Regions from separate parts of the Homo sapiens genome. Here region 2 is linked to region 1. A link is an interaction called in ENCODE POLR2A ChIA-PET data of the cell type or tissue named here. Cell type or tissue: HepG2. All regions are shown on one strand. Links, peaks and the distances in the headings refer to the core of each region. The heading gives the core; the rest is flanking DNA.

Region 1 (4,397 bases), core at 100-4,099:
GTGATCCATCCGCCTTGGCCTCCCAAAGTGCTGGGATTACAGGCATGAGCCAGTGCGCCTGGCCTAGATTTTTCTAAAAACAAACAAGCAAACTTAGATTTTAGTTTTATTTGATAAAATGAGACGTTGTACAGAATCTGTCCTTATATGAGTAAACTTATATATGCTAAGCACTAGATCGAAAGCCCCAGCAACTTCTCAGGTGGCAGTCACGTTGTTGCGAGGGTAACCTGAAAACAGCTGTCAGCTGGGAGTAGGAGCCAGGGTTTTTTTCTCAGTATTCACCTTCGGGGGCTGTTGGAGAAGTAAGCAAAACATTTTATGTAAACGGTCCAGAAGACTTTTGAAAAATATGCCATGAATATTTAGAGGTTTTATAGCTGTAGCAAAGTGAGAGGCATGTTGTAGAAACAGGAAAATGACCTTATGTAACCCTTATTATGTTTGCAGCCTGGCTATAAGGATTAGTTGGAAGTCATCCCTGATTAATATTTATCTAGGAGTCAATGATTAACTGTTGTTGTTGATAAGAATATCTGTTTATATTGTATAATGATCACTTTTATTAAGTTCATATACATCAGTATTATTAAAGGATTAGGGTATTTGTGAGCATCATGAGTTTTCACATTCAAATCTGTCTTCTCTAAATGACTTAAAACCATAAGAATTTTGTGTGGAAAAGGAAGGCAGCCCCACAGTACCCATATCACCCTTCATTCATCTCTTGTATCTCACTGCCAGCAGATCACCAATTCCTGTCATCTCTTGGTTCGAGATTTTTTTTTAACCTACCTGAAAAGTTATGCTGTCCTAAGTTTGCCTCTAAACCACTTTTATTTGTGTGGTTTTAGACGAATTGATTCCAGATTGCACACACAGGACCTTAACATAATTTTATGCTTTAGCTGTAAAGATACCCTAACAATTACCAGTGTTGTTGCTGTTATTTCATTGATAATCCGAATCTAAATTTTGACATTCTACTATATAAAATTTTTAATTTGAATATTATTTCATACTATTTCATGAGTAGTTGTGAGACCTTAAGTTGTTTCCAATTGTGTGCTGTGAAGTCAGTCCTCAAGGATCTGAGGATTGGTAGGAAGACCCCTTTCATCTTTCCTGCAGACTTAGGGTCTTTCGTGATTAGCCCTCTTTAATTATTTAAAGTTCTGTCTTTTGCCAGACTTCACATGGGCACCAGAAAATACTTAAGTAGTATTTTCTGTTTTTTAAAAGTCCTCTAGCTTTAGAGCATTCCCGATTTTAAGGGAATGCGAATGTGGAAAGCACTTGCTGAGCCCTTCTACCTCTTTTGTGTTTTTTTCTTTTTCTTTGATACTGTGTCTTGCTCTGGCATCCAGGCTGGAGTGCAATGGGGAGATCATGGCTCACTGCAACCTTGAACTCCAGGGCTCAAGGGATCCTCCCATCTCAGCCTCTCAAGTAGCTGGGACTACAGGCACACATCACCATGCCCGGGTAATTTTTTTGTTTTTTGTTGCCCAGGCTGGTCTTCAACTCCTCGCCTAAAGCAATCCTCCTGAGTTGGCCTCCCAAAGTGCTGGGATTACAGGCATGAGCCACTGTGCCCAGCTTCTTTTCTATTATTTTTGTTAAAGCAAAAAAAAAAAAAAAAAAAAAAAAAAAAAAGGTTACAGTTAACATTTATTTTTAAGGTCTTCTTGGCCAACCACAGTTATCTTCGGAAAACTTTACTTGCTATCCCTTTAAAACATCAATGCATTATTTTGAGGCCGTATCATTGTCATGTTGAAGATCTAGTGGACTTGGTGGTTTTTGTCTCATATTGGTTATTCCTTTTTCTCCCTCTGGCATGGCCTGTGTGATAGCCCTAGTTTTCTCACAGTCTGCTGTCTGCAAAAGGGAGATACTACCAGCAAAGAATCTCAAAACAACATTTTCACCTTTGTCATTGGTAAAAATAATTTAACTTCCAGTTAAAGACAAAGTTTGCAGTAAACAATTTGTTTATTCTTTATGAGTTAATCTTTAAAACCGCAAGTGGTAGATAACTGGTGAACTGAATTAGCTTTATTAGAAAAAAATAAAACAAGCTGTAAAGACTACATATGATTATTACCATGAAAATTCTTCCTAGAATCCAATGAGGAAGTTAAAGGAAAAAAAAAAACACACAAGGAAAAATTCTTCCTAAGTCTATATACCATTTTGAAACATTTAACATTTAAATTTTAGTAACTTAGGGTATAGGTATGAAAGGTACGCTCTGCAATTTTTCTGAAAATTAGAATGGATTTTCTTTTCATAGCAACTGTGAACTTCAGTTATGTTAGCCAAAGGGCATTGATTGCCTCATCTTGCAGAGTAACCACGTTTTATTTGAAGTAGTGACAACCTTTGTACAGTTATTTAGACATTGAACAACATGTAGGAGGCCAAGAGGCATCCCCTTAGATGGTCCCTTTTACATGTCAGTTGCCTTGTGCAGGATAGCCACCTCCACTAAAATTTATTTATGAATTGTAAAGGTAAGATATACTCCTTGTGAAAAAATTCAAGAGCTATAGATAGATGTATATAAAATAGAAAATGGAAGTATCCTGCCCTCTCCCTATCTGTGTGCTTTTTTCATGTGGCACACATTATGTTTTCATGTGGCCACTGTTATTTTTGCTGGCTGCCTTGGAAGCCACCTGTGAATGAACGCTAATTATTTAATCAGTCCTTACTGGGGGACATCAAAGTTGTTTCCAGTTGTGCTGAGACAGAGCAATGGGTTTCCTTCTTTTACATCCTTGTGCATTGCTCTATTGTTATGGATGATAAATTTCTAAAAGTAAAATCACTGGGACAAAGGATACACACACACACACACACACACACACACACACACACTTTTTTGTGACAGGATCTCACTCTGTCACCCAGGCTGGAGTGCAGTGGCGCAATCACAGTTTACTGCAGCCTTGGCCTCCCAGGTTCAAGCGATCCTCCCACCTCAGACTCCCAAGTAGCTGGGACCACAGCGCACACCACCATGCCTGGATAATTATTTTTCTCAGTTTTTGTAGAGACACGGTCTCCCTATGTTGCCCAGGCTGGTCTCAAATTCCTGGGCTCAAGCAATTCTCCTGCCCCAGCCTCCCAAAGTGCTGGGACTATAGGAATGAGCCACCGCACCCAGCCTGGGTATGTATTTTTTAAATATTTTGCTAACTTCAACCAAGTTTTTGATTAGAGCTGAACAGCAAACAATTAAAATAAGATCACTTTTGAATACTTGAAGGATGACAGATGTCTAGTTCATTAGTTGAAAGACAATTCATATGTATTATGTAGTTTATGTACATAATTTTGTCTGAAAGTTTAATAAATTCATCTCTGAGTGCTGCTTAGCCACACAGAAACTCTGAAGACAGTATTTCTAGAAAATAAGTCCTAAGCATAATCATTTACAAAATAATTGGCAAGAAATATTTAGAATGATAATGCTACTAAGGATTCATTGATATATCTAAAAAATGAGAAGGCAGTTTTAAGGTGCCTCCTTGAATTAGTAAAGTTGATTTTTCTTAAAGTGATACATATTTTTGTTTTAGGAACTGGAACAGTACAAAAGAAGTTCTTCCAAGTCTTGGAAACAAATCGAGCTTGATTCTTGAACCTATTTCAATTATTGTATATTTATTTCTTCTTTTCCAAATACAAATAAGATTATACTGTGAATTAACTATTGTGGCAATATGTGAAGAAAGTTAAACTGTATAATTTGTTAAAGGACAAGCTGGATTTCTTGGACTAGTGCATCTCCCTGTATATCTTGAAGCTTTTTAAAAGGAAAAATTATTGTAGAACCACGTGTAATTTTTTTTAAAATAAAAGAATCTTCTACTACCTACCTCTAACATGTTTAAGTGGTATATACTCAATTCAGCATGTATAAGTTTCTGCTTATATGTTTTTAGGAATATAAAAGTAAGAGTATTTGGTTACAGTTTTAAATGCAAGGTTAAGTGCCCACGTTAGACACATTCTTTCTAAAAGGCATTCTCAGCTGTAGCTGGGAGGAAACCGGAATTGGGTTCACAGATGTCAAAATTTTACTCTTAACAGTGAGGCGCAAGAAGCACCTGAAATAGGAGATGCACATTCCCAGGTCCCCACACCTAGAGTGTCGCCATCAGTGGTCTGGAATGGGGCATTTTTAATCAGCACCAATTTCACCCTGCTGTGAGACTGACACATTTATTTTAAATACCACTTTTTGAAGAACAGGCACATCTAAGGAGATATCCTATCAAGAAGCAGGACAAAACATCATGTGTTGCGGATAACCAGGATTATTTCCAAGGTGGGATAGCCTTTAAGAAGCCATTCCAATCTGTAGATGTGTGTACCTGCTAGCCAAG
Region 2 (4,397 bases), core at 290-4,289, 1.2 Mb before region 1:
AAGTTATGTGGGGCTGGGTGTGGTGGCTCACACCTGTAATCCCAGCACTTTGTGAGCCAAGGCAGGTGGATCCCTTTAGGTCAGGATTCTGAGACCAGCCTAGCCAACATGGTGAAACCTCCTCTCTACTAAAAACACAAAAATTAGCTGAGCATGGTGGCACATGCCTGTAATCCCAGCTACTCTGGAGGCTGAGGCAGAAGAATCATTTAAACCTGGGAGGTGAAGGTTGCAGTGAGCCAAGATCGCACTACTGTACTCCAGCCTGGGCAACAAGAGAGACTCTTGTCTCAAAAAATAAATAAATAAATAAATAATGAAAAAGAAGTTACGTGGCCAGTCTTAAGACTCTTGCCAGAACAAGAATCTGACAAATGGTTTTAAAAATGTATCTAAAAGACACAAGTATATTTTTAATTTACTCTCCTGATAGCTTGAAATCTGTTTATAAGTAACGTTGGTTTCTTTTAACAGATTGCCTGGAATGGAAAAACTAGTGATGTGTTTTTTGTCTTCCATAAGGACTGAGAGAGTATATTAAAATATAATTATCAAGACACTTCTTTGTTGAACATAGAAATTACATAGTCTACATGATCGTTTAGTTACTGTTGAACACATTTCCTGAGTATATTCTAGCTTAGGGAGCTTAATAAGTGCTTGATAATTGAGACAAGGGACCTAGCTTATAAATTCAGTGAGTTTACCGGGTGGTAATTCCTTTGAATTATGATGAAGAGACATAGACATTTGGGGCTTTTTGTTTTTTTCCAAATTGAGGAGGAATAGGGCAGAGCCGAGTTTTCTCATTTTAGCTTTGTTTAGCCATCATTTTTAAACAGCTGAATGGGGTTAGGGGCAGTCCCTGGCCAAGGCATGGAGCTGTGCTAACCAGCCCACATGCTGATGTAGAACAAGTGCACATTGGAGTGGTCTTGACATTTTGCTAATGTTGAAGTCATGCCTTATCTTTTTGGCTTTAAAAGGAGAAAATTATCAAAGCCCCATCGTTCTTTGGCAGCAAAGAGGGTAATTTGGTGAATACTGATGTTTTACTCTCAGGGACACTATCAAGTGCCCAGAATTTCCTTGGTGCTCTTTGGAACATAGAAGAAAACCTGACTGAGGCATTCTTGAGTTGCTTTTTAGTCTGTGAACTATAATATTCATGAGACGCTTAACACTTCCCAAAGTGGCAGGGAGGAAACTCTTTGTTTCTTCTGATTCCACCGGAAGAGAGAGTGGACAGGACCCAGGACTTTTCGGAGTAGAGTTAGTGATTCATCTCTTGTTTGTGAGATAGATGGGGCTTGAGTAGTGAGTATCCCTTTGGGACATTTTTTTGAGGGGAAGTGAGAGGCAGCATGCTTCATTTATGCACAGTGATTGAGGTCGCTGAATAATAGATTATATGTTGCAAACATTATTAAGCACTATAAGCCTTGTTATGTCAGCTGCTAGATATCATATGTATTTATTTTACTATATTCAGTTCCAATATGTGTGTATGACTTAATATCTTCATTAATAGATTTTCTTTTTTTCTGAGACGGAGTTTTGCTCTTGCTGCCCAGACTGGAGTGCAGTGGCACGATCTTGGCTCACCGAAACCTCTGCTTCCCGGTGGTAGGTGATTCTCTTGCCTCAGCCTCCCGAGTAGCTGGGATTACAGGCAAGTGCCAGCACACCCGGCTAATTTTGTATTTTTAGTACAGACGGGGTTTCTCCATGTTGGTCAGGCTAGTCTGAAACTCCCGAGCTCAGGTGATCTACCCGCCTCAGTCTCCCAAAGTGCTGGGATTACAGGCGTGAGCCACTGCGCCCAGCCTGATAGATTTTCTTACTACAAATATTCAATAACTTTTAAATTTGTATCATCTGACTTACAAATATCTTTTCATTGTGCATTCATTCATAAGTAGACTGAAAATTTGTAAATTTGAGATGGGCAACACAACTCCTCACAATTATGTAGCTATTTCTTTTATCTCATCTCTAAACCTACCCTTCCATTATCTGCTTTGTGATGCTCGGGCTGTTGTACTCATTATATTAATATATAACCCAGTCTTATATATAACTCGTGTAATATAGTGAATTCGGCTTTAAAATATTCTAATATTCAGCTGGGTGCAGTGGCTCATGCCTGTAATCCTAGGACTTTGAGAGGCCGGGGTGGGAGGATTACATGAACCTTGTAGTTAAAGACCAGCCTGGGCAACATTGGGACACCCTGTCTCTATAAATAATAAAAAAATTAGCATGGCATGGCAGCGTATGCCTGTATTCCCAGAAGTATTTGGGAAGTTGAGGTAGGAGGATTGCTTGAGCCCAGGAGTTCAAGGCTATAGTGAGCCATGATTGTGACACTGTACTTTAGCCTGGGTGACAGAGCAAGACTCTGTCTTAAAAAAAAAAAAAACAAAAAGCAGAAAACCTAGGCTGGGCACGGTGACTCATGACTGTAATCCCGGCACTTCTGGAGGCCGAGGCAGGTGGATCAACTGAGGTCAGGAGTTGAAGGCCAGCCTGGCCAACGTGGCGAAACCCCATCTCTCCTAAAAATACAAAAATTAGCTGGTCATGGTGGCACGTGCCTGTAATCCCAGCTCCTCTGGAGGCTGAGGCAGGAGAATTGCTTGACTTCATCTTAGATTATAAGGTTCTTGAAGATCTATTGTCTGTTTTTTTCTTTTTTTTTTTTTTAATGTTTACTATGGAACACTGTATCCAATAGCCATTCAGGATTTGAACCTTGTATAGTGTTTACATTTAATTTTACTTTTATTTTTTATTTTTTTTGATGGATTCTCGCTCTGTCACCTAGGCTGGATCTGGGCCTAGTGCTGCGATCTCGATTCACTGCAACCTCTGCCTCCCAGGTTCAAGCGATTCTCTTGTCTCTGCCTCCCTAATAGCTGGGACTACAGGCATGCGCCAGCGTGCTCAGCTAATTTTTGTATTTTTAGTAGAGACAGGGTTTCACCATGTTGGCCAAGATGGTCTTGATCTCATGACCTTGTGATCCGCCCACCTCGGCGTCCCAAAGTGCTGGAATTACAGGCTTGAGCCACTGCGCCTGGCCAATTTTACTTTTATTCTTTAAGGAAATAAGTCACCACAGATACTTGAATAATCTCTTCTTTTTTTTTTTTTTTTTTTTTTTTTTTGAGACGGAGTCTCGCTCTGTCGCCCAGGCTGGAGTGTGGTGGCCTGATCTTGGCTCACTGCAAGCTCTGCCTCCCGGGTTCACGCCATTCTCCTGCCTGAATCTCCAGAGTAGCTGGGACTACAGGCGCCTGCCACCATGCCCGGCTAATTTTTTGTATTTTTAGTAGAGACAGGGTTTCCCCATGTTCTCCAGGATGTTCTTGATCTCCTGACCTCGTGATCTGCCCACCTCAGCCTCCCAAAGTGCTGGGATTACAGGCATGAGCCACCGTGCCCGGCCGTACAGGCGTGAGCCACCGAGACTGGCCGCTAATAATCTCTTCTTTGTTTTTGTTTTTGAGACATAGTTTCACTCTCATCACCCAGGCTAGAGTGCAGTGGTGTGATCTCGGCTCACTGCAACTCCGCCTCCCGGTTTCAAGCGATTCTCCCACCTCAGCCTCCCGAATAGCTGGGATTTACAGGCATGTGCCACCACGCCTGGCTAATATTTTTGTATTTTTAGTTGAGACGGGGTTTCACCATGTTGGCCAGGCTGGCCTCGAACTCCTGACTTCAGGTGATCTGCCTGCTTTGGCCTCCCAAAGTGTTGGGATTACAGGCGTGAGCCATTGCACGCCTGGCCTAGGTGGTTCTATTTAGAGTTCATTTTAGATTATAAGATTCTTGAAGATCTCTTGTCTTTTTTTTTTTTTTTAATGTTTATTGCGGAACATTGTATCCTACAGCCATTCAGGATTTGAACCTTGTATGGGGTTTACATTTAATTTTGCTTTTATTCTTTAAGGAAATAAGCCATTCACAGAAATTTGATTAATCTCTTCTTCTTCTTCTTTTTTTTTTTTTTTTTTTTTTTTGAGACAGGGTCTCACTCTGTCACCCAGGCTGGAATGTAGTGGCACAATCATGGCTCACTGCAGCCTCGTCCTCCCTGGCTGAGATGATGCTCCCACCTTAGCCTCCTGCATAGCTAGGATTACAAGCTCACGCCACTATGCCTGGCTAATTTTTGTATTTTTTGTAGAGACGGGGTTTCGTTGTGTTGGCCAGGCTGTTCGCAAACGATCGCTGCTGGTCTCAAGCGATCCTCCTGCCTTGGCCTCCCAAAGTGTTGGGATTACAGGCGTGAGCCATCGTGCCTAGCTGAGTAATATCTTCTTAATTGCAATTGACTTTAAATGTAATTTTAGATTTCGTGCTTTTTCTTTTTTTTGCTCACACTCTGA

The links. ChIA-PET counts read pairs that join two places held together with the same protein. Peaks named below come from ENCODE experiments on the same cell type or tissue, not always from the same donor. Only the 100,000 strongest peaks of a DNase experiment are listed, where the experiment ranks them.
Region 2: POLR2A ChIA-PET joins it to region 1 with 5 read pairs; 1 of 35 experiments calls an interaction of 5 or more read pairs at or near these places.

The regions. Positions count from the first base shown.
Region 1 is chr2:43,806,118-43,810,514 of GRCh38, forward strand. It overlaps DYNC2LI1 (dynein cytoplasmic 2 light intermediate chain 1), which reads left to right. Exons shown (of 13, transcript NM_016008.4): 13 at 3,588-3,893. The coding sequence ends at 3,650. It also overlaps a transcript of ABCG5 not described here. Among named protein-coding and RNA genes, the nearest start is that of ABCG5, 31 kb to the right of the region's middle. In HepG2, for the core only: no CTCF peak of the experiment used is centred there; DNase peaks (open chromatin) are centred at 454 and 2,374.
Region 2 is chr2:42,612,569-42,616,965 of GRCh38, forward strand. All of the region lies in intron 4 of MTA3 (metastasis associated 1 family member 3), which reads left to right. All of the region lies in intron 2 of LOC105374555 (a long non-coding RNA gene), which reads right to left. Among named protein-coding and RNA genes, the nearest start is that of MTA3, 46 kb to the left of the region's middle. In HepG2, for the core only: no CTCF peak of the experiment used is centred there; a DNase peak (open chromatin) is centred at 2,423.